Regions from separate parts of the Homo sapiens genome. Here region 2 is linked to region 1. Evidence: read pairs that join two places in POLR2A ChIA-PET (ENCODE). Cell type or tissue: PC-9. All regions are shown on one strand. Each heading gives the region's core, and the rest is flanking DNA. Links, peaks and the distances in the headings are about the cores only.

Region 1 (15,334 bases), core at 4,359-9,358:
TCTGGTCTGGCTTTTTGTTTTTTATGCAGGCTTACAAAAACAATCCTGCTCTTCTAGGGGCGAGCTAAGTGAGTTTTAAACCTACCAATGAGAAGTCCCTTGAGCCACAGTGCACACAACCATAGGGGGTTATTCTGGAAGTGATCCTAAAGCACATTACGAAACAGCTCTCTAGAAGCTGTTTGAAGCAAGCAAAATGCATTTGCAAATAAGGCTGTAACCGATTGCAGTTTACCTGAAGAAGCTTGCTCCATCTCATAGGTTGGGACATTAATGGGTTTGTAATTTGTAGTTTGGAAATCCAAATTATTTTACTCACAGAAAGAAAATTATTAACAATGGGTAGGTAACCCTGTTGGCCCATTAACCGATGTAACCACAATTGTGCTCTAGACTAATTAATATGATATGGGGCATTGTTTCTCAGTTTTTTATATTCATAAAATATGGAATTTTGTGAATAAAATAACTGCAATAAATTGGGAGCATAGCTATAGGTCACTTGGCGAAAATATGTTGTTTTTTGTTAAAAAAAAACAATAAAATACAAAGTATTGAAAGTAGATAATTTGAATAAAGCTTTAAATGAGATATTTTTAAAGTTAAGAGGAACTTGAGCCTGATTTCATGATCATAACTTTTTCTTTATGGTTTCATGTTGAAACAGCTATACAGATTAAGAGTTTCAACAACAACTTCTTTATACTTTTGATAATAACTTTCAGGTGAGAAGCTGTACAGACACGTAGGTAATACATTTACAACTATTATTATTGTCTTAAATTGTGAACAATTTGAAATTGGATTCTAAAAATTCAGTATCTCTTTTTTTTTTCATTGATATGTGTAAGTTTCTTATGATAATGTGAGTGGATTTCAGATATAATTGAAGTTTTTCTGGCCGGGTGTGGTGGCTCATGCCTGTAATCCCAACACTTTGGGAGGCGAGGCAGGTGGGAACACCTGAGGTCGGGAGCTTGAGACCAGCCTGACCAACATGGTGAAACCCCATCACTACTAAAAATACAAAAATTAGCCGGGTGTGGTGCCTCATGCCTGTACTCCCAGCTACTTGGGAGGCTGAGGCAGGAGACTCACTTGAACCTGGGAGACAGAGGTTGCAGTGAGCTGAGATCGTGTCATTGTACTTCAGCCTGGGCGACAAGAGTGAAACTCCATTTCAAAAATAAAAAATAAAATAAAAATAATTAAAGTTTTTCTGGTTTTTTTTCCCTTTTCTTTCTTTCTTTTTTTTTTTTTCCAGACACAGTCTCACTCTGTCGCCCAGGCTGGAGTGCAGCGGCACGATCTCAGCTCACTGCAAGATCTGCCTCCCGGGTTCAAGCGATTCTCCTGCCTCAGCCTCCGGAGGAGCTGAGATTACGGGTGCATGCCACCATGCCAGGCTAATTTTTGTATTTTTAGTAGAGATGGGGTTTTGCCGTGTTGGCCAGGCTGGTCTCAAACTCCTGACCTCATGTGATCCACCCACGTCAGCCTCCCAAAGTGCTGAGATTACAGGTGTGAGCCACCACATCTGGCAATTTTTTTTATATTAAGAGTTTCAAGCAGGACATGGTGGCTCACACCTGTAATCCCAGCACTTTTGGAGGCCAGGGGAGGATTTCTTGAGCCCAGGAGTTCAAGACCAGGTTGGGCAACATGGCAAAATCCTCTCTCTACAAAAAAAAAAAAAAAAAAATTTAAAACATTAACTGGCCATGGTGGCACGCACCTGTAGTCCAAGCTACTCGGAAGGCTGAGATGAGGCAGAAATTTAAAAATAAATATGCATTCATTCACTGTAAGAAAAGTAACAGGCACGGCAAAGGTTAAAAAGAAAAGAACAAGTTTCAAGTTTTCCTCTGCCTAGCAAGCTCACTTCAAGAAGAGTTATAAGATAATGCTGTCCAGAAAGCCAAGGACAAAGGAATGGGCTCCAGACAACACCCCCCTCCAGAGAAAGGTTGAAGGAAAAAAAAAAAAAGAAGAAAAAGACAAATTCTTTTACTGTTACTCCTTTCCCTGGTTTCTTAAGCATGATTATGTTTTACAAATCTCTGTATTTAGCCAGTTCTTATTTTTCTTTTGACGCAGCTATAAGGTCACTAGCTAGGCAAGGCCACAAGTTATGCTAAGTCAACAGTTATGCTATAGATTATGTGACCTGTTACTGTATGATTAATTGCTTTTGTTTGGCTTTTGTAGGTTTGCTTATAAAAACCCCACTCAGTCTTTGTTCAATGCTCAGCTTTTTGGATGCGAATCCACTGAGCTGGTGCATACCTAAAATAAACAATCCTCCTGTTCTCCATATCAGTCTCTCTGGTCCTCAGTTTCTTGAGCCCAGGATGTTGAGGCTGCAGTGAGCTATGATCATGTCACTGTGCTGCAGCCTAAGTGACAGAGTGAGACTCTGTCTCAAAAAAAAAAAAAAAAAGAGGGGCGGGATTTTCAAAATGACAAAGTAACATGCAGAAAATGCATGCATCCTTAGAGCAGTTACCTTGGATACCACTGAAAAGGCACATCGGCCCAAAGAATGAAGTATCCAACGGAGGTAGACATTTAGGGTTGCCTTTTCCACTGTGGGAACGAACAGCTCCACCCCATGCCCCACCTCTGCCACTGACTGCTCCTTGGACTATGGCCATCTGCTCCAATACCTAAAACATAAACTCCTTCCTCTAACACAGGCTAGGCCCTCTATTCATGACCATGCAGTCATGAGAACCTGTTCAGCCTCACTTAGCATCTTGAGGTGGAGCAGAGCCATCCATCAGACCTGTGGGGACCACAGGGTGCTTCATTAGATTCTGCTGTCCCCCAGCAGCCCTCTAAGACAACCCAGGTGAGATTGGAAAGACACCAGGCCCTAGAGCCACAGGCCCACCTGCCTGCCTTAAGCAATAGAGATGAGTATCTATAATGCATTCATGGTACAGCAATAGGCAAGACTATGCCCTCAGCTCTTACAACCCTCTTCCCTTCCCATCCACCTTAGGACTATGGGGGAGGAATGCAGACAAGGTTGAAAGGGACAGTCTTCTCCATCCTCCTCCTTCCGTTTTCCTTCTCCTCCCCTTTGGGAGGTAGCTCACCAGCTTTTGCCTTTCCTGTGTAAAGTGAAAATAGCAACTGAGCAAGGGAAATGGGGCCCCAGGCAGAGATGAGGTCCTCCCGTGGGGGAAGGGGAGAGAAGTCCCCGGTAACCCTGGGAAGGGAAGGGGAGTTCCTAAATTCACTCAGCTGTGGCTGTTGTTTATCTTGAAGGCTGGGTGTAAATTGGGCCTGTATATGAACCAAGACCATCTGTTCTCATGTGCAGAAAACTAAAATGTAGGTCTCTCAAAGGGCCTAAATAGCATTATTCTGTATGCTAAATGTTAAGAATTTTATTACTTACTTAGTGTTGTGGCTTCCCCAAATTTGAGGTTCTCGAACTGCACTTTAAAAACAGAACTATTGGTCTGTGCTCCTGTGTTCCACCTCCCAAATGGAAACTCCTTGTGCAGGGTTTCTTGATCATGGCCTTCCGAAATGACCACATGGCATAGGACTGCTAGCACCCAGAACTGTGCAAGACTGTGTCCTCATGCGCATGCAGTAGCTTTCACTTGCCACACTTTTTTTTTTTTTTTTTTTGAGATGGAGCCTTGCTCTGTCATTCAGGCTGGAGTGCAGTGGTGTGATCTCAGCTCACTGCAACCTCTGCCCCTGCAAGGTTCAAGCGATTATCCTGCCTCAGCCTCCCGAGTAGCTGAGATTACAGGCCTGTGCCACCACGCCTGGCTAATTTTTTGTATTTTTAGTAGAGACAGGGTTTCACCAAGTTGGCCAGGTTGGTCTCGAACTCCTGACCTCAAATGATCCACCTGCCTCGGCCTCCCAAAGTGTTAGGATTACAGGCATGAGCCACAACACCCGGCCTCACTTGCTAAACTTTTAAAGGGGGAGAAAGGCTCAGCAATCATGCTCTCTCCAACTCCCTATCTCCTTAAACTGCCTAGGGCTAAATGCTATGGTGTAGCCCCAATTGAGTTGGTGGAGATTTCCCATATGCAACCTTAAGTGCCTCCTCTCACTCCTTTACATATTAACCTCACAGTCCTGTCTCCCCTCAGTACAATGCAGGGCCTGAAAATACTGCACAGTGAAGGCTCTGCCTGTGAAGGGAGGGAACTGCTGTCAACATATTGTTTGGGCAGGGGGAGGAATTGGTTAAATATATATATATATAATCTGATCCCCATCCTGTACATGCAAGTGTAAATGCATAAAAACAGAAAAAAGGGCTGGGCATGGTGGCTCACCCTGTAATCCCACAGTTTGGGAGGCTGAGCTGGGAGAATCACCTGAGCCCAGGAGACCAGCCTGGGCGATATAGTGAGACTCCATCTCTAAAAAAAATTCGTTTTTTAATTAGCCTATGTGGTGGGGGTACCTGTACTCCCATCTAATCAAGAGGTTGAGGTGAGAGGATCGACTGAGCTGAGGAGGTCGAGACTGCAGTGAGCTGTGATCAGGCCACTGCACTCCAGCTTGGGTGACAGAGCAGGACTCTGTCTTTAAAAAAAAAAAAAGAACATGCGTGACCAGGTGCAGTGGCTCATACCTGTAATCCCAGCACGTTGGGAGACCGGGGCGGGCAGATCACTTGAGGTCAGGAGTTTGAGACCAGCCTGGCCAACATGGAAACCCTGTCTTTACTGAAAATATAAAAATTAGCCGGGTGTGGGGGCGTGCACCTGTAATCCCAGCTGCTTGGGAGGCTGAGGCAGGAGAATTGCTTGAACCTGGGAGGCAGAGGTTGCAGTGAGCCAAGATTACACCACTGCATTTCAGTCTGGGCAACAGAATAAGACTCTATCAAATAAAAAAAAATGAACAAAATAAAACTAGAATATTATACCCTTCAAAAATAATTTATTAGTCTTTTTGAAATGGTGTTTTCCCCATGCAATGGTTTGGGAAACGGATTTAAAAGGATGTGGTGTGCTTATCTTCATGTGAGACTTTGTTTTAAGCTGAGCTAAACACATTTTGTTCCTTGACTTTTCCTTTCTTAGTCCCTTTTTGTGCTGCTATAACAAAATACCTGAGCCTAGGTAATTTATAAAGAGGAGAATGTATAAAGAACAGGTCTAGAGGCAGGGAAGTACAAGATCAGGGCACTGGCAGGTTGGGCATATTTGGTTGTCTGGTGAGGGCTGCTCTCCCCTTCCACGATGATGCCTTGTTGCATGATGGATTGTCAAAGGGCTATGGAGCCACTGCTCCCTGAAGCCTCTTTTATAAGGGCTTTAATCCTATTCCCAAAGGAAGAGCCCTCATGGCTTGATCACCTCCTAAAGGTCCCACCTCTTAATCCTGTTGTCAGAAGCTTTTGAACAAGAGCGACTCCATCTTGAATACAGCTGGGTAAAATAAGGCTGAGACCTACTGGGCTGCATTCACAGGTTAGGCATTCTAAGTTCCAGGATGAGATAGGAGGTCGGCACAAGACCTTGCTGATAAAATAGGTTGCAATAATGAAGCTGACCAAAATCCACCAAAACCAAGATGGTGACAAAAGTGACCTCTAGTCGTCCTCACTGCTCATTATATGCAAATTACAATGCATTCACATGTTAAGAGCACCATGTGACCAGCACCGTGACAGTTTACAGATGCCATGGCAATGGCAGGAAGTTATCCTATATGGTCTAAAAAGCGGAGAAACCCTCAGTTATGGAATTGCCCACCCCTTTCCCCGAAAACTCATGAATAATCCACCCCTTGTTTACCATATAATCAAGAAATAACTATAGGTATCCTTCGTTGAGCCCCTGCCCTGCCTATGGAGTAGCCATTCTTTATTCCTTTACTTTTTTTTTTTTTTTTTGAGACAGAGTCTCATCCTCCAGGCTGGGGTGCAGTGACGTGATCTCAATTCACTGCAACCTCTGCCTCCCAGGTTCAAGCGATTCTCATGCCTCAGCCTCCAGAGTAGCTGGGATTACAGGCATGCATCACCATGCCAGGCTAATTTTTGTATTTTTAGTGGAGACAGGTTTCACCATGTTGGCCAGGCTGGTCTTGAACTCCTGACCTCAGGTGATCCGTCCACCTCGACCTCCCAAAGTGCTGGGATTACAGACGTGAGCCACCATGGCCGGCCCCTTTACTTTCTTAATAAACTTGCTTTCACTTTACTCTATGAACTTGTCCCAAATTCTTTCTTGCATGAGATCCAACAACCCTCTTTTGGGGTCTGGACTGGGACCTCTTTCCAGCAACACTATCACATTGGCAACACCTGAATCTTGGAGGGGACATATCCAAACCATAGCAGTTATGCTGCAGTACTAAAAGCAATTGCCAGCAAATTAAGTTTCTTTAGTGTGGTGAGGGGAGATTGCTTGCCTTTTTAAATTAAATCTATGGAGTAATGCCCATCAGAACTTTTTTCCTTTTTAAAACAATATTTTAAATTTTTATTATTTTTTTAAAGACAGGGGTCTCATTATATTGGCTAGGCTGGTCTGGAACTCCCAGCCTCTGGCAATCCTCCTGCTTGGCCTCCCAAAATGCTGAGATTTCAGGCATGAGCCACCCGCACTCAGCCCAGAAGGATTTTTTCCTTAATACTTAGATGCTTTGATTGATCAATTTTGTAATAATGAAGCATCATCATACACTCTGACTGTATTAGAAATAATATTTAGTCTGGACGTGGTGACTCATGCCTGTAATCCCAGCACTTTGGGAGGCCCAGGTGGGCTGATCCCTTGAGGTCAGGAGTTTGAGACCAGCCTGGCTAACATGGTGAAACCCTGTCTCTACTAAAAACACAAAAATTAGCCGGGTGTGGTGGCAGGGGCCTGTAATCCCAGCTACTCAAGAGGCTGAGGCAAGAGAATGGCTTGAACCCAGGAGGCAGAGGTTATAGTGAGCTGAGATTGCATCAATGCACTTCAGCCTGGGCAACAAGAACAAGACTCCACCTAAAAAATAAATAAATAGATAAAAATTTTTTGAAAACCATTAATAACAACTGCATTTTGAGCACACACTGTGTTCCAGGGACTCTGCTAAGCCTTGTAGATGGATTATCTCCTTTGACTGTCACGACAGTCCTGAGGTGGGTCCTATTCTCTCCATTTACGCGTGGGATTTACATGAGTTTAAAGAGGTTAAGTGTCCAGGGAAACCCGATTCTAATCCATGTCTGGCTGACTCTAAACTCAAATAAACAACTTCCTGCATCTACAGGCAGTGACTCTGCCTCCTGCAGCAAAGGCAACTCTGTGTGCAGCTGGTGTTTGTTGGTGCCCATTGGAGGAAAACAGGGTTGCCATGCGCCGGTTGTGAAATGCCTCAGCCTGCTCTCCCAGACCAGCTTCTTTCCTATGCGGGCTGAAGACGTGAATGAGTTTCAGGCAGTTTGCAGGTCTAATGTTTTAATCTTTGATCTCTAACTCAGGGGAGGGGCTGTCAAGGAATTTCAGCTATTTCCTGGGAGTAGGGATGTGAGGGAGGGCTGAGCTCAGGACACCTTCGAAATAGGACACTAGTTTTGCTCACCCTTAAAGTAGTCCTGCCTTAATTTCTCCAGGTTTGCAGGAACACAAAGAGACGTGCTGCCTCCTCTCATCCAGAGATGCTGAGGAAGTTCTGGATGGGACAATAGGAGGTGGGAGGAGGTATTGCTGGGGCTTCAGGCCTGTTTCTACGGTGTTCCCGAGAATGTTTGAGGGAGAGGGAGGCATCTTTCCCATCTGCCCAGCCAGATCTAGCACAAATCCCAGTCTTCCAGGCCAACACTTTCCCTACAACAACAGTTCCCTGCCCAGAGACTCCTAAAGGCAGTGGCCTGTTGCAATCCCTTGTTAAGGCCTTAACCAGAGCCAGCATTAAACTTTTCAGGGAACTGTGAGAATGAGTTGTTAAACATAGCCGTTATTAAAAATAAAATTCCTGGCTGGGTGCACTTTGGGAGGCCAAGGTGGGTGGATCACTTGAGCTCAGGAGTTTGAGACCAGCCTGGGCAACATGGTGAAAACCCATCTTTACAAAAAATACAAAAATTAGCCAGGCATGGTGGCTCATGCCTATGGTCCCAGCTACTTGGAAGGCTAAGGTAAGAGGATTGCTTGAGCCCAGAAGGCAGAGGTTGCAGTAAGCTGAGATCTCACCACTGCACTCCAGCGTGGGCAACACAGTGAGAACCTGTCTCAGCAATAAATAAAATAAAATTTAAAAATTCCAAAAAAGTAAAGTATATATTAAAGGCAAAGATAATAAATACAAAAAACTCACCACTTCCTGATAATCGTGTTACATTTGTCCCTTCTCGAGGCTCTCCAGGTTAGTTAGGTCTGTCATATCTGTGTGGTGGAAACACTGCATAATGATGTACTTCTCTTTCCAACATTGCATTCTGTGGCCTCGCATTGGTAACTTGAAATACGTCGTGGTGGGAGAATTTACATCACAGAAATCAGCAAATACTACACATCAGGGCAGGGCTTTCAGAAAGCTGATTCTTAAGTATTTACTAGCACACCACTGCCAATGGGCAGAGTTTGTATTTTCTGGTACTTTTGACCTACTTTATGTTTTCTAATATTTATTTATTTATTTGAGACGAGGCCTCACTCTGTCACCCAGACTGGAGTGCTGTGGTGATCATAGCTCACTGCAGCCTGAAACTGCTGGGCTTAAGCAATCCACTGTCTTCAGCCTCCCAAGCAGCTAGGACTACTGGCACGTACCACCATGCCCCGCTATTTTTTTTTTTTTTACAGTTTTTTTAGAGAAGAGGATCTCACTCCATTGCCCAGTCTTGTCTCAAACTCCTGGCCTCAAGCGATCCTCCTGCCTCCCAAAGTGTGGCCCTTTTTTTGAGACAGAAAAAAAAAGTTCGATCTCGGTTCACGGCAACCTCTGCCTTCTGGGTTCAAGCAATTCTCCTGCCTTAGCCTCCCAAGTAGCTGGGATTACAGGTGTCTGCCACCACATCCAGCTAATTTTTGTATATTTATTTATTTATTTTTATTTTTTATTTATTTATTTTTTTGAGACGGAGTCTTGCTCTATCACCCAGGCTGGAGTACAGTGGCACGATCTCGGCTCACTGCAACCTCCGCCTCCTGGGTTCAAGCAGTTCTCCTGCCTCAGCCTCCCAAGTAGCTGGGATTACAGACACCCGCCGCCATGCCCGACTAATTTTTGTATTTTTTGTTTTAGTAGAGATGAGGTTTCACCATGTTGGCCAGGCTGGTCTCAAACTCCTGACCTCATGATCCACCCACCTTGGCCTCCCAAAGTGTTGGGATTACAGGCATGAGCCACCATGCCCGGTTAATTTTTGTATTTTTAGTAGAGATGGAGTTTCACCATGTTGGCCAGGCTGGTCTCCAATTCCTGACCTCAGGTGATCCATCCGCCTTGGCCTCCAGAAGTGCTGGGATTACAGGCGTGAACCACCGTGCCCAGCCCCCTGGCCCTTTTCTAATGTTTAATAGCATATCTGCCTATCTTACTTCTATCTGTGTAGCAAAATCACAGGCAATAAATGGTGACTGTGGCCTCAATTCATTAGTTGTTACTGTAGCTCCATCCTTATTCCAACAACATAATCGAGGGAAGAGGAGATTATCCGTCACCTGTCTTGAGGGGCAGGCTGTCGCCTTAGGATAGTCCCTTATGGGCATGGCCAGCCTGTCACAGGGGGGCACATTCACTCAGAATCTTAACTCCATGCTGATGATGGCTTGGTTTTAGGACCAGTGATTCTCATTTGCCTTATAAGTATCACCTAGGAAATTCTCATTCAGTAGAGGTAGGCTTGGGCCCCTGAAATCTGAACTTCAGAAAGCAAGAAGGGACTGTTCCTTGGAAATACTAACCAAGTGAAAAGAACACTTTTTAAATTCAAATCTCTGCTTCCCCATTTTCTGTCCATGTGACCTTGGGCAAGTCACTTAAACTCGTAGAGCTTTGGTTTCTTTATTATATAATGGAAAAAAGAAAAGCTATCTTGTTTTCATTTTACTTTTCATAATATCAAAACCTCTTAACCTACAGCTCTAACCATAGGAGAAAAGTGAAATCATGTATTGCATGTATTTATACTGTACTAAAATGTTTTTGAAAAACATACTTTCATTTACTCAGTTAATATCCCTGATGCAGTGACCCTGAAAGTTGCTGTTACAAGGCTTGTTTTGTATTTGAGGGATCTGAAATTTGGAGATTAGTAACTTGTCCAAGATCACTCAGATAATACACATGGCCAAAATTCTAACTCAAATATATTGCCTTCAAAATTATATAGCCATTAGGTTACTATATTCTTGGACTTCGCAGGTGCTAAGTCACCCACTCATTCAAGAGACACTTACGCACATCAGTGGGCCCCAGGGATTGCTATAGGTATTGGAGGTACAGCCCACATTACTCATGGGCTGCTGTCAACCATGAAGCCACTGGCCAGTCCCCCTCACTTATGCATGCAGCCCTCAGTTGACACCAAGTTGCCTCCCACATCCTTGTTTGCCTGAAACCCACCACCATGAGTGGTTCTAGCTAAGTCAACTGCTGCCCAGTTGGGTCCCCCAGTTTTATCCCTCAGATCCAAGATTCACAGAGCATAGTCTGGGTGCAGAGACCTCCTGGCAGAAGGAGATACTGGAATATTGAGATGTACCTTCTTGGCTCTAGTTAGTTACATTTGGGGAAACTTCAGATGCTCCCCATCCTGATGCACAGATTATAGCTCTAACTGCTCTCAGAAGAACAGCAAATTAGAGAGCATACCAAGAGTTTATACTTTTTAAAAGCTTAAATCTGATTTCAAAACAATTCCTGTTTACTAAAGACTTGCTAGAAAATAGGGATAATGAAATTTACCCACCAATCCCAACACTCAGATCAACAATAATTGCTGTCAACATTTTAGTGAACATCGTTCTGATTTTGTAAAGCACAGATATTAAGATTTTGTAACCTTTATCTCTGGCACCTGCTTCTAAAATCAGCTTTGCAAGTGAGAAGAAAAGAATAACCACTATATCGTTTAAAAGACAATTCTGCTCCTTTATCCGTTCATGCAACAAATATTTGAGTGTGTAGTATATGCCAGTCACAGTTTTAGGTGCTGGGGAGCAGCAGTGCACAAAACTCAATGGCCTTCATGGAGTCTAGAGTTTTGTCAGGGAGAGAGAGACACTGAACAAATAAATAAATACACATAAGTGCACAATTTATGACACGTTTCAAGAGGAAATGAACAAGGTGAAGGAAGTGAATGGGATGGGGAGAGATACTTTGGGACTAGAACTTACTTAGGTCAGGGAGAATATTTCTGAGACTGTGACGCTCACATAAACATAATGTTCTAGATTATAGCAGCCTGGTATAAGTCAAAAGTCACTGTGGATGAATAAACATTTGTCACTTAAGTCCGTGTTTCAATTTTGTTATTAATTGATATGGACAGATCTTGCCACTGCATTCTAGCCTGGGCAACAGAGCAAGACTCGGTCTCAAAAAAAAAAAGAAAAGAAAATAATATTATAAAGAAATGTTGCTTTACATAGTCCCCATAAATACACCATAATCAAATACAATCAATTACACAGTATTTGAACCTGTTTTAGTCCCTGGTGGAAAGTCTGAGGTAAAAGAAAAAAATATGGGCTTTAGTGTTATATAACATCCAGATGCCAATTTTTTTCTTTTTTGGCCTGATACTAGCTGTTGATTTAGAAAAGCTATTTAATCCCTTTGAGCTTTACTTTCCTTGATTATAGGAAAAAAAAAAAGGCATAAATAGAGTGAAAAAAGTTAACCTTCTTGATGCCAGAGAAATAGAGTAGCGCTTGGTGGTGGATGGGTTTTTCTTTCAACTCAATAGGGCTCTGTTAGTAACAGAAACCCCGCATGGAGGTTTCTCCAGTGCCTGGAGAAACCTGGGTAACCGACTCAGCAGGTTGAAGCCTTATCACTGTGGCTTTTCTTTTTAAGATATGGAAACTTCCGGTTTCCTTTTGTGCCTCTTTTATTTCACTTACTTTATTGCATCACAAGCTATGTGGTAGTGGTTTCATTTTTACCATGTGAACTGGATTATCCCACTGCAAATCTCCCTTGAGTTCTTGGAAAAATATCTAACATTGATAAGAAACAGGAAAATTTTAAGAAAATACCCAACTAAGGAACTATTGAATGTTTGACATAGTTTGCAGAGGCTTTAGGAGATCTTAACAGGTTCTTTTTTTCTTTCTTTTCTTTTCTTTTGAGACAGGGTCTCCCTCTGTCATCCAGGCTGGAGTATAGTGGCACAATCCCGGGTCACTGCAACCTCCACCTCCAGGGTTCAAGCGATTCTCCCGCCTCAGCCTCCTGAGTCGCTGGAATTACAGTGTGCGCCACCACAGCCTGGCTAATTCTTGTACTTTTAGTAGAGACGGGGTTTCACCATTTTGGTCAGGCTGATTTCAAACTGCTGACCTCAGGTGATCTGCCCACCTTGGCCTCCCAAAGTGCCGGGATTACAGGCCTGAGTCACCTCCCCTGGCAACAGTTTCTTTCTTTCTTTTTTACTTTCTCTCTTTCTTTCTTTCTTTCTTTCTTTCTTTCTTTCTTTCTTTCTTTCTTTCTTTCTTTCTTTCTTTCTTTCTCTTTCTTTCTTTCCTTCTTTCTTTCTTTCTTTCCTTCCTTTTTTCCTTCCTTCCTTTCTCTTTCTTCCCTCTTTCTTTCCCTCCCTCCCTCCCTTCCTTCCTTCTTTCTTTTTTATTTTTGAGACAGAGTTTAGCTCTGTCACCCAGGTTAGAGTGCAGTGGCGTGATCTTGGCTCACTGCAACCTGCACCTCCTGGATTCAAGCGATTCTCCTACCTCAGCCTCCTGAGTAGCTGGGATTACAAGCGCCTGCCACCATGCCCCACTAATTTTTTTTCTTTTAGTAGAGATGGGGTTTCACCATGTTGGACAAGTTTGTCTTGGACTTCTGACCTCTAGTGATCTGCCTGCCTCGGCCTCCCAAAGTGCTGGGATTACAGGTGTGAGCCACCATGCCCAGCTAACAGTTTCTTTAGAAAGGTCAGTTTAAAGGCCTGTTTTTGTGTCTCAGGGAACTACATGGAGTGTTTGTTTTTTAATACACTGGGACAAAGAAGAGCAAGCCTAGTGTTTAATGTCCTGAGCCTTTAGCTATGTGGCTGCCCAGGCGGGCTTTTCTTTTCCTAACCCAGCTGGATTGCCATAGACCAACGAGAAGTGGCTTGACCCAGGAAGAAAACATGGGTTCTATCCCCAGGAGTGGAGTCAGAGTATTTCCCAGATGCTGGTCCCCATCCAACTAGAGGCTGTTTCCTCTGCCTTGCAACCACTGGCAGGTACAGGCACTTCTGCCCACAAGACAGTCTGGCAGCAGTAGCATTTCCTAAGAGATCCAGTGACAGATGGCTCTGACAGGATACAACAGCCTGCAGAGGAAAGAAACACGGGACAGCAATCTCTCTTGTCTCTTGTCTCTTCCAAGGACACTTTTCTTCCTTTCTTATTCTGAAGAAAAGAAGACATGAGTTAGTACTAAATGTGGCAGGAATAGTGGGCCAGGCGCGGTGGCTCACTCCTGTAGTCCTAGCACTTTGAGAGGCCAAGTGGGGAGGATTGCTTGAGCCCAGGAGTTCAAGACCAGCCTGGGCAACATAGGGAGACGCTGTATCTACAAATAAATAAATAAATAAATAAAATTAGCTGGGCATGGTGGCATCCACCTGTAGTGCCAACTACTCTTGAGGCCGAGATGAGGGGATGGATCACTTAAGCCTGGGAGCTCCAGACTGCACTGCACTCCAGCCTGGGCAACAGAGTCAGACCCCATCTCAAACAAACAAACAAACAAAATAATAGAAATGAGTAATGCTGTACTTGTATGAGTGACTGTGCATCTGAATTCATGGAATTATTGGGGTCTAAGTTCATAGAACTCATTACTAAAGAGGGGATCACAGTTGAAAATCACATGTAAGTAAATTAATAAAAGTCTCTGAAATCTAAGTCAAAAATTAATATGGAAGCAAGCATAGAAAAAAAGCATCCACTTGGTCTGCATGGAGAAAAGTGCTTAACTCCAGCAATAACTGGATTTGATGAGATGTTTTTCATGTGGTAAAACATACTCTTTAGCGCTGTGCGTTATGGCTCATGCCTGTAATTTTAGCACGTTGGGAGGCTGAGGCAGAAGGATCCCTTGAGCCCAGGAGTTCGAGGCCAGCCTGGGCAACATAGGTAGACCTTGTCTCTATAAAAATAAAATAATAAAATAAAATGAAATAAAATGAAAAAAGAAGACCATATCCTTTTCAGAAAATTAAATACAAAGAGTAGGTGTGGTGGATCATGCCTATAATCCCAGCACTTTGGGAAGCCAAGACTGGAAGATCTCTTGAGCTCTAGAGTTTGATACCAGCCTGGGAAACATGGAGACAATCTGTCTCTACATAAAATACAAAAACTAGCCAGGTATGGAGGCTCGCTACTTGGGAGGCTGACGGGGGAGGACCGCTTGAACCCAGGAGTTTAAAGCTGCAGTGAGCTGTGTTCACACCATTGCACTCCAGCCTGGGTGACAGAGTGAAACTCTGTTTCAAAAAAAGAGAGAAAGAAAAGTAAATTAAAAAGTAAATCTAGAATTCCATGAATTATTGGCACACATCCAGTGATGGTCTTCAGTAATGGTTCTCATGCTTTAGCTAAAACCATTTATAAATGCTAAACCTTGTTTTAAAAAAAATACAGATTCCTGAATCGCACTTCTAGATATTCTGATGAAGTAATTCTAAGGGTGCAGCCCAGAAATCTATATTTTAGTAAGCTCACCAAATACTTCTGACTCACGAATCAGTTCCCTGGACCAACTTTAGAAACTATAGTCTCCCAAAAACAGAAAGAAAACTTACTTGGGAATACACAAAGCCAAACTGCAAGAACATTAGTGTCAGATTCCAAAATCCAATGTTCACACTTTAAAACATTTGCCTATGGGCACTGGTACATGACTTTCAGTCTCACTGATTCTTCATGGTCTCCATAGCAACAACGGCTTAGAAAAAGAAATCACAGAGGAAATAAGAAAATTGTTAATGCTACTTCTTTTTTTTTTTCTTTGAGATGGAGTTTCGCTCTGTCGCCCAAGCTGGAGTGCAGTGGCGTGATCTTGGTTCAGTGCAACCTCTGCCTCCTGGGTTTAAGTGATTCTCGTGCCTCAGACTCCCGAGTAGCTGGGATTACAGGTGCGTACCACCACACCTGGCTAATTTTTGTATTTTCAGTAGAGACGG
Region 2 (15,334 bases), core at 6,016-11,015, 1.4 Mb before region 1:
TTCTTAAAGATCATTCCAGAATTGTTACATGACTTTAAAATTAATGGCCCTTTTTCTCCCGTAAGCATTTTTTTCTTTTTAATCTCATTTCAAAAATAGATGAACTCCTTCTAGAATAAATTAGAAAGTACAGATAAGCAGACAAACAAACCCAGCAGTAATTCCATGACTCAGAAATAAGTGACAGAAACTTACATATGGTCTTCTGTAAGTTTTCTGGCAGATACATGAGTATGTGTGTGAAAATTTTTTTTTTTTTTTTTTTTTTTTTTTTTGAGACAGAGTCTTGCGTTGTCACCCAGTCTGGAGTGCTGTGGCGCCATCTTGGCTCACTGCAACCTCTGCCTCCCGGGTTCAAGAGATTCTCTTGCCTCAGCCTCCCGAGTAGCTGAGATTACAGGTGCTGGCCACCACGCCTGGCTAATTTCTGTATTTTTAGTAGAGATGAGGGTTCACCATGTTGGCCAGGCTGGTCTCGAACTTTTGACCTCAGGTGATCCGCACGCCTCGGCCGCCCAAAGTGCTAGGATTACAGGCATGAGCCACTGCACCTGGACTGAATGTATTTTTTTTCTACTTATAGAGTCCATTATGTGTGTCTAACTACCTATTTTAAATATCTCTTGTTTAACAAATTCAGGGCTTAGGTATTTCTTGCCTTGGTATAAAATGACCATTAAAGTGATGGAAAATCATCTACTTTTAATTTTCTTTCTGTTTTCAAGACAGCTTTAAGGAAATAATGCTTTAAAACTTGTAATTACACACTCAGTTTGGACTTAATAAAATAGATTACCCAAGTAGCTGTGCTATGACTTTCTCATGCATACTTGTTAATGAATTGGTACAGATAGTAAGTTAGAAACCCATTTATGTAGTTGTGTTCATTTGAAGTGAACACAACCTTTTCCACTACCTTTTCCTTAGGTAGTGTTTTTCAAAATTTTTTGTCTTCTGAAATTAAACAAAAAAAGAATATTCAGTTATCAGAAGATGAGAGACAGAAAAGATGGTATGTTGGGCATTTAAATGTATATCTTAAAACTATGGATCAATTTTTTATCTTTTTGAAATTCATACTTTGTTTTGCTGCCACCAGAAGCCTCACCTTCTAAGTTTAGATTTATTCATGTAATGTATGCTTTCAACAAGTGATCACAGATAGTTTTTTCATTTGCAGTTGTACCATTAACTTTTTAATCTCTAGAAATTTCAGTGACAGAGTATTCTTTAGTCATTCTCTGAATGCTGATGATAGAGTTACCATTCAAGTCCCCAGGGAGGGAGATTTATAATAATGGCAGTGTACCAGGTCATCGCATGTTGCCTTATCAGCATAAAATAGTAACTAAGTCTTACTATCTCAGCATAATGTCCCATTGAATTTTCTTTGCTTTACTGACCAACAAGGACAAACATATCTGGATGAATACTTTTAACACAAATTAATAATGAGGTTTCATCAATAAGTTTCTAGCAGCTATCACATTTAGCTTTCTATTTCTTGAAATATTCTATGGATTGGGAAAGCAGTTACTGAGAACAGGAGAATCATCAGAGTCTGTGTTAGGGCTTGAGAAAGGGGTCTTTGGTTTATTCATTTGTTTCTAGACTTTGAGAATGTGTAATGATAAGACATGGTCATGTTCTTAACTCCTAAGGGGCTTACAACTTAGTGGGAGAGACAGAAAAATGACAAATTAATGCTGCAGATTGGTGCCGGCCGATAGTAGCCACTGGCCATGGGTGGTTATTGAGCACTTGAATGTGGCTAGTGAGACTGAATAACTCAAGTTTTAATTTTAATTATTTATTATAAGTTAAATATGAAAACTGATGCTGGATTCATTTATTGGGAAACTTTGGAGAATGTTTGGAATAATTTGGATATATAAATCTACTTTTTCAACTGTACATTTTAAGAAATCGAAATATAGATAAAGTATTTCTGATGAAAATTTAGGACCTGAATTGAGATGTACTGTAAAATACACACTGGATTTTGAAGATAGTCCAAAAATATAAACTATCTCAGTAATTTGCGTGCTGATTATATGGTGGTGTGATAATATTTTGGATACATTGTGTTAAATATATTATTGTAATTCATTTTATCTCTCTTTTTATAACCCTTTTAATGTAGCTAGTAGAAAAAATTACATACCTGGCTCATGTTATATTTCTGTTAGATACTGATGCTCTAGATGCACAGGAAGCCCATGAATTCTGCCTTTGGGGAACAGGGGAACATTTCAAAGAGTTTGAATCAGTTCTTTATGGTTTTGAGTGTGGTTTGGTGATTGGGAACGGGTTATCTCAGAAGGATAAAGTAAAGATTTGAAGGTCTGGGAGGAAAATGGTATGCATTAATAATAGAATTATGAGTAGTATGGGAATTTTGGAACAAATAATATAGGGAGAATGGTAATAAATGAGGCAGAAAAGATTGGGACTGGAGTACTTAAGAGCCACAGTTCTCTTTCAAGGTCCTTGGAGTTATCTTATAGTTAATGAAATTTTCATTGATGTTTTTAAGCAGATGAGTAACGATATCAGATATGTGCTTTTAGAGAAACTAGTGGTATCATGGAGGATCAACTGGATGAGGCAAAGAAATGGGGGCAGTAGACCCCATGGGTGATTTTAGTTATTCAGCAAAAGATGGACTAAGGCAGTTTATCTTGGGATAAGAGAGGAAGAAATTCAAGATATATTAGGATAGAGAATTAGTAGTACTTTGTTGGGGTAAAGAGAGGAGATACAGATGACTTTGAGAGATAGCTGCTTGAGGAGTTTATGATAGTATTATTTGAATTAGTGACTCCTATAGGGTAGTATGTTATGGAAGAAGGTTGAGGCAGAGGATGTAGTGAGTTTGAGGTATATGTGGAATATCCATGCTGGTAGGTCTTTCAGAATACATGTCGGTAGCTCGGGGAGAGGAGGGTGTTTGAGGGAGAGATTTTGGTTTTATTGAAGCAATAGAGTTTAGGTAATCGATTTCCCAGGAGACTATAAAAACAGAAGTAGGGAGTTAGTGTGTGGATTTCATGATAGATTATTTAGTTATATAAAAATAATTTTCACTCAGGAACTTATTGAGTGCCAATTTGTGCAAGTGCTATACTAGGCTCTGAAGATGAAGAGACAAACAAGACAAATGTTTCTGCCTTAAAGAGAATGAAGTTCTAGAAGGAAAGGCAGACAAGTAAATCTGGGATTAGAGTTTAGTGTCGTAAGTACTATGATGAGCTGTAGAGAAGTAAGGCTGAGGAAAGGATGAGCGTGAGGGCATGAAAGAAAAGGAGACTGGAGAGATGTGGGCTCTATCTTGAAGGGGAAATTTGTCATTTGTTCCCTTTTTGGCAAATCTTTTGCCTGTAATAAACTTCCTAATTGTGCACTCCCATGACTCTCTATGTGCTGGTTCCTATTAGTTCCTTCATTCCTTTTCACTGTGGTGTCTGTCACCTCTTCTCTGTCAACCGTCTAGATACAGATAGATAGTCTTTACCAGTGGTTGTAGTTTATAGCATGGCACGATTGCTGCAATAATCTGCTTGCAGCTGTTATTGAGGGTTAGTAGCAGAGAGATGACTTCATCAGTATGTTTGTGTATGGCTTTTTAGAAACAAGCATTTGTCAGACATTACAGCTTTTCTACCTGGTACCTGCTTTATTATTGTCTTTGTCAGGGGAGGCGGGAGAAATGGTGACAGATCTGTGACAGGGTGAAGAGACTGTTCAGGCTGTTGGCCAAGGTGATAAAAGGAGAGGGGGAGGACAGAAGCAAGCCGTAAGGTGACAGCTAAGTCTTAGCATATGAATACAAGGTAAGGTAACCAACCCTGTAGTAATAGAGCACCTCTGAGTTTCAATAACTAGAAAATCACCTGAAAAAAAATCAGTAAGGCAAATTATGTGTTTACCATGAAAACTGATGTCTATTAAAGATACCATGATAACGAATTCACTTAGTTATCAGTAGTGTTTCCTTATTCAAAGGTTGTTTTCCTTATTTGTGTGTTATATCCGAAGAACAATAAAGTGTTGCTTGTGCTTGAAGTGCCCTTCACTACTCTCTTGACTTGCGCCTATTTTCCTTTAAAGATCATGTTAAACATCTGTTGTGAAACTTTTTCTGCATGCTGTGTCTCACCTCCTATCCCTGTTTAGTGCTGAGTTTTTCTGTGCTTCTAGAGCATCCTGTACACTTCTCTCTGCAGCAGTTAGCTGTGTCATTAGAGTAGTTTTGTCCTCTTTCCTAGGCTATTGGCTCCTCAAGGACAGGGACTGTCCTATTTTCATCTACTGCCTAGCTCATAATTAGTACTTAAATGTTAGTTAAGTAAGTAAACCATGAAAATATCAGTGTACTCTATAGAGCTTGAAATCTCAATGCAGTCACGCTTTAGACAGGAACATTAGAATTTGTAAGTTTTTGTTTTCAAAATTGTTAAACAAAGGGTGGTATATGTTTTTCCCCCTAAAATTTGGCTTTAAATGACTTTCTTTTAGGAAGTTATATTTTTCAGGTAATATTGATCATGTAATTTTTAGTTGTGAAACTAAACAAAATTCGTTTGTGAACTAAAACCAGTTTTAGTCCTGTTTTAGCTGAGCATTGTCCCATTGACAAATTTTTGCTTTTTGTACTCTGTTAACTGGCCCAATGTTATAATTTATATAACTACACAATTTATTATTATATAAAAATTATGGCTGGGTCCGGTGGCTCAGCCTGGAATCCCAGCACTTTGGGAGGCTGAGGCGGGTGGATCATCTGAGGTTGGGAGCTCGAGACCAGCCTGGCCAACATGGAGAAACCCAGTCTCTACTAAAAATACAAAATTAGCTGGGTGGGGTGGCGCATGCCTGTAATCCCAGCTACTCAGGAGGCTGAGGCAGGAGAATTTGCTTGAACGCAGGAGGCGGAGGTTGCAGTGAGCTGAGATGGCACCATTGCACTCCAGCCTGGGCAATGAGAGCGAGATTCCATCTCAAAAAAAAAAAAAAAAGACAGAAATTATGGTAAAGGAGACTTTGTTTAAGCAGCTAAATTACAAAAATACATAAATGTCTTTTTCTGTATATGATTTAAAATAGGATTTAAAAAAATAAGTTCAGCTTTAGAGCCTGATACTGTCAGGCTACCAAACATTTGTGGTAAATGTTTTTTTCCATAAGTCTAAATCAAAGGTATGATTATAGGCTGTAGGGATTTATACTATTCAGCAATATAAATATAATTCTGTACTTTTAGTAAGGTAGATACCCAGGTATTAATACTAAGTAGCATGTGCTGATTAAGAAGCAAGAGGTGTAGCTCCTTAGTATGGATTCTGCCATTCTCAGAAGTTTATTATAGAAGCAATTCTGAACTAATGTCAAAAGTAAAAAGAGGACAAATCTCAGTATTTTTTGGTATTAAAAAAAGTAACGATGCAGAAGGAATCTAAGTTTAAAGTTACCTTCTTATATATATGGTTCCCCAATTTTTCTTTTCAGTGGATAATGGGAGGATTATTTTAGTCTATCTATAGATAAAGTAGAACAGGCCAAGTCTTTTTTAAATATGAAATTAGGTCATGTGCAGAGGTACTGGTCCCAATTCAATTGTTAATTAATGACAGATATAACCCATAAAATTAACTTTGTTTTTTTTAGGGGGGAGGGGGTGGTGTTTTGTTGTTTGTTTGTTTGTTTGTTTTTGAGACAGAGTCTCGCTCTGTTACCCAGGCTGGAGTGCAGTGGTGTAGTCTTGGCTCACTGCAACCTCCACCTCCCAGGTTCACGCAATTCTCCTGCCTCAGCCTCCCAAGTAACTGGGATTACAGGCGCCCACCACCACACCTGGCTAATATTTGCATTTTTAGTGGAGACAGGGTTTCAGCATGTTGGCCAGGCTACTCTTGAATTTCTGACCTCAGGTGATCCTCCTGCTTCAGCTTCCTGAAGTGTTGGCATTACAGGCATGAGCCACGGTGCCTGGCCTGTTTTATTTTTTTTAAAGTATGAAAATTCCATTTGTTTTTGTTGGTGACAATTCATGAACAAGGTTCTTATAAATGTTAGAAAGCTGATTTTTATTTGACTCATATATTGGAAGTACTTATATCTTACTGCTTATTCATTTTAACTCTGATTTATCTGCAGAGTAACAGCAAATGGTGGTATGGACTTAAGAATTGTCTTTCAGTATTTATGTTTTTGTAATACAAATGTATTGGGCTGAAGAGGCTAGTTTGCCCTAAGCGCACTCAGGTACACTGACTTTTGAATAATAATGAACATAAATATCACATAGAGTACTTAAAAATATGTATTTATTGAGACAGGGTCTTACTCTGAAACCCAGGCTAGAGTGCAGTGGCTCACTGCAGCCTTGACCTCCTGGGCTCAAGTCATCCTCTCACCTCAGCCTTCCAAGTAGCAGGGACCACAGGCATGTGCCACCCTGCCTGGCTAATTATTTTTTATAGAGACAGGGTCTCGGTGTTGCCCAGGCTGGTCTTGAACTACTGGGCTCAAGTGATCTTCCCGCCTCAACCTCCCAAGGTGCTGGGATTAGAGGTGTAAGTCACCACACCTGGCCCTAAAATATAAATTCTTGACTAACCCCCAGCCACTATCACCACTTGCCACCCCCAGTAACTCTGGAATGTGGCCCAAGAATTTTAATAAGCAACCTCAGATGATTCTGATGACCCATTGACTTCCTGTGAAAAAACACTAGTTTCTATAGGGTCAATACTATTGTCACTTTTGTAAGTCTGGTGGACTAGACAAGGGCCTATCCTGCCCCACATCCTTGTCCCCTCAAACTCTAAAGGTGATCATTCTCATTATAATAAAATTGGGAAATCACATAGAAAAAAACATATATAATACTAATATCCAGAGAAAACTGATAATGTTTTAGTTTTTCTTTATGCTTTAAAATTTAATTGGAATTTCATTGTATTGTTTTATTTTCTGCTTTTCTTAGTTGCCCTTATACTTTTTTTTTTCCTGGACCTGCTGATGGCAGATCATGCAGATTTTTTTTTTTTAGATGGAGTCTTGCTCTGTCACCCAGGCTGGAGTGCACTGGCGCCATCTTGGCTTATTGCATCCTCCGCCCCCAGGGTTCAAGTGATTCTCCTGTCTCAGCCTCCCAAGTAGCTGGGATTACGTGTGCACCACCACGCCCAGCTAATTTTTGTATTTTTAGTAGAGATGGGGTTTCGCCATGTTGGCCAGGCTGGTCTTGAACTCCTGACCTCAGATGATCTGCCCTCGGCCTCCTACTAAAGTGCTGGGATTACAGGTGTAAGCCACTGTGCCTGGCCAGATTTTTTTTTTTTTAAATCAGAAATCATTCATAGCATTTTCACTGCTAGTATTAGTATTGCCTCATCTGTTGAGTCATGATTTGCTTAACCATTTTTCTGTTGTTAAATGTTTAGGTTGTTTCTGATTTATTTCTTATAAATAACACTGGAATGAACATCTTTGTTAGGGATTTTTGTGTCTTTAGGAATTTTCTTCCGTTTGTTCAAGGGTCTAAAAATATTTTTTTAAAACTCTTGAAACATACTGCCAAACTTTTCCAAAAAGGTTCTGCTGATTAAAGTTACCAGCAGTAAACTAGAGTTGTTACATCCCACCTTCACCAGCATTGAGTGTATTTGTTAAAAAAACATATTTTTGGTTCGCTAGAAAAGACAGTGCATTATTACTTAACCATCCCTTGTTGTAATTAAATATATATTTTGTGCATATGTAAAAATTAGTTTGGTATTTTATGCTAAGTATTTTTTATGCCAAGAACCTATATTTTCAAGCTTGAGGAAAATTGTTGGTAATCAATCAGTGTTAATTCCCTTGAATTTTTCAGTGGTTTAGGCAATAATAAACATGTGCACTTTCTTTTTGCCAGAGATCAGAGTATTTCACAAATACGGAGTCCTCGTCTATTCTTTTCTCATACACTTTGAAAATTGAGGATTTAAGCTGATTTTAAGTATGGAACTAATTCATTAAGAAAACAAGGTTCTTCAGGAGGTGGAGGCTGCAGTGAGCTGAAATCACACCATTGCACTCCAACCTGGGTGACAGGGCAAGACTCCGTCTCAAAAAAAAAAAAAACAAAAAAAAGAAAACAAGGTTCTTATTTCTACTAGAAACTAACTTTTTACCTTTCATTGTCAATAAACCTAATTATCTGTGCTTCTACTTAGAATTACTGTTAAGTCTCTAGATTTCAAACATAATTCCACCTGTTTCTTGGTTTATCGGTTTTGAAGAATGCCATCCAACTTTAGATTCCCTGATTTTTAAAAATTAGGGACTGGGCACGGTGGCTCACGCCTGTTAATCCCAGCATTTTGGGAGGCCGAGGCGGGTGGATCACCTGAGGTCAGGAGTTTGAGACCAGCCTGACCCAACATGGAGAAATCCTGTCTCTACTAAAAAAATATAAAATTAGCCGGGCATGGTGGCTCACGCCTATAATCCCAGCTACTCAGGAGGCTGAGGCAGGAGAATCGCTTGAAACAGGGAGGCAGAGGTTGTGGTGATCCGAGATTGTGCCATTACACTCCAGCCTGGGCAACAAGAGCGAAACTCTTGAGACCAAAAAAAAAAGGGAGCATTTCCTTCAACTTTTTCTCTTCTCATTGTATGGTGTTTATAATTATTTCCATTTCTTGTATTATTCCCAGTGTTTGTCCTGTTCACTCACCGAGATTGCTAGACTCTGGATTTCCCCTTGCTGGGCTGATTCCTGCAAACCACTTCCGGCACAAAGCTTGGGAGTGGTAGGATTCACCTTGTTTGTTTCTCTCAAAGATTACAGTCTGCAGCTGATTGTTGTACAATGCCTCACAATACTTGTTTTCTGTATTTTACTCGCTTTTCTAGTTTATGGCAGGAAAGTAGTTTCAGATCCTCATGGCTGGTAGCTGAAGTCTTTAAAAACTTCTTAATTGCTGAATTGAGTGATTCTTTCAGAGTCCCTGTATTGAAGTCTTTGAATTTGATACTGTCTAGTTTCCCTTCTTTTGAAATTTTCCTTCTTGACTTTCAAATGCTATTCTTTCCTGGTAGACCTTCTACTTCTAACTTTCCTTTCTGCCTCCATCACTTAGTCTGGTTCTTTAGTTATGTTAATTGCAATAATAATTATTATGCTAACAATAGAAATCACTATGCAAGATCATATGCTGACTTTAAACTTATGTTCTCATTTTAATTCATAAAGCAACAGCTTAGTATTTTCCAGGGTTCTCATTTCATCTTGCACTTACTCTGTATGCTTTCATATGTTATTGACCCCACGTGTATATTAATGACTTCTATATTTTTAGCCCTGATTTTTTTTTTTTTTTGAGACGGAGTCTTGCTCAGTCGCCCAGGCTGGAGTGCAGCGTCGCGGTCTTGGCTCACTGCAAGCTCTGCCTCCTGGGTTCACGCCATTCTCCTGCCTCAGCCTCCCGAGTAGCTGGGACTACAGGCGCCCGCCACCACGCCGGGCTAATTTTTTTTTGTATTTTTAGTAGAGATGGGGTTTCGGCATGTTAGCCAGGATGATCTCGATTTCCTGACCTCGTGATCCACCGGCTTCAGCCTCCCAAAGTGCTGGGATTACAGGCGTGAGTCGCCGCGCCTGGCCAGCCCTGATTTTTGTAAATTGGGAACTGAGTTCCCAATTTATATAACCAACAATCTATTACCATTTCCACTTGGGTTTTGAAAAGACTTATCAACCTAATGCAATCTAAATGTAACTCCTGTTTGCCCTTCTCTTTCCATTCTTTTCTTCATCTTGACATTAACTGTAGTAAAACTACACACACGGTAAAACAAACTGTACTTCACATAAGCAAACATACAACCTGTATGTTAATTTAACCTTCTGATTGTTTCTTGAATCTGTCCCTGCTTCTGCATTCCTACTGTCTTGTCCTATTGCAGCTCTCTTCATCTTCTGTCTGTACTACTGTACCAACCTCCTAGTTGCGTCTCTCTAAAATCTGTAATATTTTAAAAATTTAAATCAGAATGCACTTCCTGGCTTAATCTTCAGTAGTTTCCTAAATGCTTCTGGATGTTTGCTTTGCAACATGACCTTCAAACTCTCTGTGCTGTTACTTGCTTTTCCTTAGGCCTTTCACTTGCTGCTCCTTTTACATACTCAGTATGTCAGCATCATTCCCTGAAAGTACCATGCTGTTTTTCCTAGCTTTTGTTCTTCCTCCCTGCTGTTTCCCCAACTTTTACCGGGCTAACTCCTGTTTATTTATTTCTAAGGCTTAGTCACTTGTTTCCGGGTCTCTTCCTTTTTGCTCCCACAGTGTCCCATGTGTAGCTCTAGCATTGTGTCTATTATTATCATGTTTCACTTTCCTTTACCATGTTACGAGGTTCTGGAAGGCAAGGAGATTTTAAATTCATAATTTGTAGCCTAATCACCTAGCTTGAGTACATGATGCTCAATTCATTTGTCAATAGTTTCTATCTTAAAAAGGGACACAACTGTCCATCATTTTTTCAAAACTAGAAGCGTGGATGTTTTCTTAGTTTCCTCTCTTTATCACATCTAACTGGTTCCAAATCCCTAATTTTCCTTTTTTGGAGGAGATACATGTTTGCATACTTTTGTTCGTGTTTGTCATTAGTTTGTTTATTCATTCAACAAATTACATTAAGTGCTCCTGTGTACTGGGCAGTGTACTGAATATTGTATGCCAAATATTGCATTGTATTTATGGAATCTATAGGTTAATTTTTGGAGAATTAGCATGTTTATGAAGTTGGTTTTATTTTCCATTTAGGAACAAGGGTTTATCTATTGAAGTTTAATTTTAGGTACCTGAGGAAGGTTTTACAAATATTCTTACTTGATTTTATACATTTCTTTTAAGGCTTATTTGTGTTAGTTTTTTTCCTATTATGAATGAGATTTTTTGGTTGTTATATTTTCTAATTTGTCATTGCTTATGTATGGGAAACTGACTAGATAATCAAAAATCTGGCCAATTCATGAAACTCTTTTAGTAGTTTTTGTGGATTTGGGTTTTTAACTGTTGGTTATTTCAATGACAAATGACAGTTTCTTTTTTCTTTTACGTATTTTATGAGTTTAATTCATTTTTTGTATCTTAGCACAAATCCAGTACAGTGTTGAGTAGAGCAATTATACTTGGCAGTTAGTTATAAGTGAGATATGTTTACAGTGTTCTTCTATTTAATTCTTCCCTGCTCTTGTTTCAAAATTATGTTAACCTTATAGACCATAATATACTTCAATTTTAATCTTGACTTTAATGGAAGAACTTATCTGTCTTGTTGATTGTGATGTTTAAATACTAATAATTTTTAAAAGTCAAATTAAGGAAGTGTCACCTGTTCCTATCTTGCTAAGAGTTATATCCTGAATCTGTGTTGAATTTTATCAAATGCTTTCTTGGTGTCTGTAGAGATGATCGTGTTTATCTATGAATCTAAAGAATTACAATATGAGATTTCCTAAAGACAGACTTTCTTAATATCTGTGCTTGTTTCATTTAATGTAGTGCTAGATTTCTAATGTTTTATTTAGGATATTTTCTTCCATATTTATAAGTGAGATATGTTACAGTGTTCTTTTATTTAATTCTTCTCTGCTCTTGTTTCAGAATTATGCTAGCCTTATAGATTGTGCTGAAGGCCACTTCAGGTTTTTCTAGCTGGAAAAACTTTAAAAATTTAAACTGTTTAAACAACAGGAATTGTTTCTTGAAGATTTAGTAGAGTTTGTTCATAAACATCATTTAGAAAATGGCTGTTTCTTAGCATCTTTATTTCCCCAAGTTCTAGTCAAATATCAGGAGCAAAGTAAGAACTTCTTTAATATTGGTTGAATAAATATTCTCTAGATATTCTAGGTTCTGAGACATGATTTGCCATATAGAATTTTTATATTAACAGAATTTATTTTCATCAGAGAAAACACATTCACTAGGATATGGAATTAATCTGAAGGAGAAATGATATCTGTCTCCATGGATAGATTTTCTTCATAGAAAGATGTTGTTTAGTGATAAATTTGAAGCTAACGTTTTAAGGAAAATAGTCGAATTTGCATCATTGAATATAGTACATGTATAACTACCATGTGTAAGAAGACCAACAGTGACCATTTCACAAACATGTATTTGTGTTTGGGTTATTTTTACTGTTTTCACAGAGCTTATTCTGTGATTTAAACTCACAAACATTATAGACAAATATTTTTAGAAGTTAAAGCACTTTAATTTCAATAAAACTGATTCAGTGTTTCCATTCAGTATTCTTTTCAAATTCAGTATTTTAAAGCATTCATGAAACTCTAGTTACATTTCAGAAGTAATTGAACATCTGAATATAATTCTAGGATTTATAGGGAAAAGCAGTGGTTCCTCAACTAGGGCCAGTTTTGCCCCCAAGGGACATTCATCAGTGTCTGGAGGCTTTTCAGTTGTCACGTCGGAGGCGTGTGTGTGTGTGTGTGTGTGTGTGTGTGTGTGTGTGTGTGTGTGTCTGTGTGTGCATGCGCCACTGTCATCTGGTGGTTAGAGGTCAGGGAAGCTGATAAACATCCCACAGTGCAGAGGATAGCCCTTACAACAAATAACTTTGTGTCTCAAAATGTCAGTGGTGCTAGGGTTAAGAAATCTTGCTGTAAAAGGAAAATATATACAGAAATACAAATACATAACATAAGCAGGTGTTCTCAGACGTGTGTTTTTTTTCTTCAGCAACTGAAGTTCTGTGTAACCTAATACAATTTACAGTGCCCTTATACAAAGGGTATGAAGTAGCTTGCTCTTGACTGACATCTAGTGAGATATTTAAAAATAAAAAATAAAGCTGTAGCTAAACATTAAACATGTAAATCAGAGTTACTACTAATTCTTACTTTTCTACTGTTAGGAAATTCACAAATAAGGAAGCTAGGAAGAGATTAAATGATTTGTTTATAGCCTCTGAGAAATTATACCTGAGAAGGAATAGAATGTAGTAAATTCTTAGCTTAAGTATTATTCCTCTTTTATGTTTCACTTATGTTCCTGATTTAATGTTAGAGCTTAGAATATGAAATCTTTCTTTTGATAATTTTCATAATAAAAGCTGTGCTACTCATATGTAAAACTTTTTATATTTTAAAGTATTGCCTAAAATCATAGAATTTGAGAGCCAAAAAAGACCTTGGTGGTTTAGTCCAATTCCCTCATTTCTTGAGATAAAAAATTTCACTTTCAAAGAAGTAAAGTGATGTTACCCAATATCATACAACTTGTTAGTGCCAGATCTTGAATTAGAACCCACAGCTCTTGGCTGTCCATCACACTGTTTCAGGTAAAGGAAAGTATTATGCATACTTTGGATTTGGTTTGAAGCTTTTATTTATTTTTCAATGAAACTATGAATATTAAAACTGTTAAATTATTATTTCCTCAGAATATATTCACCTGTATATATGTTTTAAAATGAGTTAGTATTGTTTATAAATCTCCTGTTTCATTTAATTTTGACTTAAATGTTATACCAGTTTAAACATGAAATTTAAAAATGTTTATTTCACAGGCAACCACACCTCCAAATCAAGGAAGGCCAGATTCTCCTGTCTATGCTAACCTTCAAGAACTGAAAATATCCCAGTCTGCTCTTCCCCCACTTCCTGGGAGCCCGGCAATTCAGATTAATGGAGAATGGGAAACTCATAAAGACAGCTCAGGGCGTTGCTATTACTATAACAGAGGGACACAGGAAAGAACTTGGAAACCTCCTCGTTGGACTCGGGATGCAAGCATCAGCAAAGGAGATTTCCAAAATCCAGGGGATCAAGAGGTATGAGTAATTAAGGAATCAACTGCAAGTTACCAGATTTTCTCTTTTCATTATTCAGAAACCAAAGAAGTAAATAGTTTTGTTTCTTACTGTCAGCATGTTAAAACACGTGATCTCTAAGATCATTAAAAATTCTTTCCAAGCTTTACTAAAATATTAATGCTAGCTACTTCCTAATCTCTGACTAATGGACAGCTGCTAACCTGTGTGCGTACTAGTTCCAGAACTGGGTTTAAGTTGTCTAGTGCCAGTGCACCCCCTTATGTCTTAGAACATACTATTTCAGTTGTTACTGCACAAGCCGATGATATTTTAAGTTAAATTTAATTCAGTTTTTTAAGAGATGGAGTCTAGCTCTGTTGCCCAGGCTGGAGAGCCCTGGTGCAATGATATCTCACTGTAGCCTCAAACTCTTGGGCTTAAGCGATCCTCCCACCTTAGCCTCACTAGTAGCTGGGACTACAGGCACATGTCACTGGCTGATTTTTAAAAATTTTATTTGTAGAGATGGGGTCTTGCCGCCTGACTTCAAGCAGTCCCCCTGTCTCAGCCTCCCAAAGTGCTAGGATTACAGGCGTGAGCTACTGCACCTGGCTGTCCAGTGACATTTTTTAGAAAAAAATAGAAATGTGATGTGACCCAGCAAAATAAATAGAAATAATATATTTCTCTATTGGCTTAGTATGGCTACCAGACTACTTCCCATTTTTTCTCTTTGTCAGTCAGCGGTACAAGACCATTGTTTTATTTATATATGAGGGAAATAATTATAATTCCTTTGCTACAATTGAATCATTCTGTTAAGTCTAACAATTCACTTTAAAATCATTATTTTCTCTAACAAGTGTCTGTACTCTTTTTCTCCTTCTGGTTTCACCTTCCTCCATACCTCTTGCAGGATGGTGCAGTAAATTGGCCAGCTGTGTTTTAGAAACACTTATCTCAGTAGTCTGGCAAGAGGCCTTGGGATTATTTAAACGTACAGGAGTAACTTGGTAGGATTGGTAGAATAGAGTGAAATCCTGCCATTTGGTAGGTTGGAGTCCCTCCACCTGCATAGGACATCCGGCTGTTATAGAAAGCAGCTAGCTCGTACAAATAAAAGCAAACTTCAGGTAGATAGGATCTAGAAAAATCAGGGAACACATCTTGTATTTAGCAGACTCCCAAAAGCTTTTTGTAGTTAATAACTCCCTTCTTGTCCCATTTTTCAGTTGGTTTATTTATAGCTTTAGTTTGGTAATAATTTGTGTTTTTAGTGTTCAAGTGAGAGCAAAAATAGAAAAATTGTTCATGTTTAACTATAACAAGAAAGGAAAATTTGGCTGGACGCAGTGGCTCATGCCTGTAATTCTAGCACTTTGGGAGGCAGATCACTTGAGGTCAGGAGTTCGAAACCAGCCTGGACAACATGGTGAAACCCTGTCTCTAAATTAGCCGGGCGTGGTGGCGGGCACCTGTAATCCCAGCTACTTGGAAG

What was found. ChIA-PET counts read pairs that join two places held together with the same protein. Peaks named below come from ENCODE experiments on the same cell type or tissue, not always from the same donor. Only the 100,000 strongest peaks of a DNase experiment are listed, where the experiment ranks them.
Region 2: POLR2A ChIA-PET joins it to region 1 with 11 read pairs; 2 of 35 experiments call an interaction of 5 or more read pairs at or near these places.

What each region holds. Positions count from the first base shown.
Region 1 is chr10:30,415,575-30,430,908 of GRCh38, reverse strand. No RefSeq gene overlaps it. Among named protein-coding and RNA genes, the nearest start is that of MAP3K8, 11 kb to the left of the region's middle. RefSeq lists enhancers at 12,081-12,150, 12,191-12,310. In PC-9, for the core only: no CTCF peak of the experiment used is centred there; DNase peaks (open chromatin) are centred at 6,728 and 7,358; H3K4me3 peaks cover 310 bases; H3K27ac peaks cover 3,281 bases.
Region 2 is chr10:31,859,915-31,875,248 of GRCh38, reverse strand. It overlaps ARHGAP12 (Rho GTPase activating protein 12), which reads left to right. Exons shown (of 20, transcript NM_018287.7): 4 at 13,591-13,854. Among named protein-coding and RNA genes, the nearest start is that of ARHGAP12, 61 kb to the left of the region's middle. In PC-9, for the core only: no CTCF peak of the experiment used is centred there; no DNase peak of the experiment used is centred there; H3K27ac peaks cover 2,805 bases.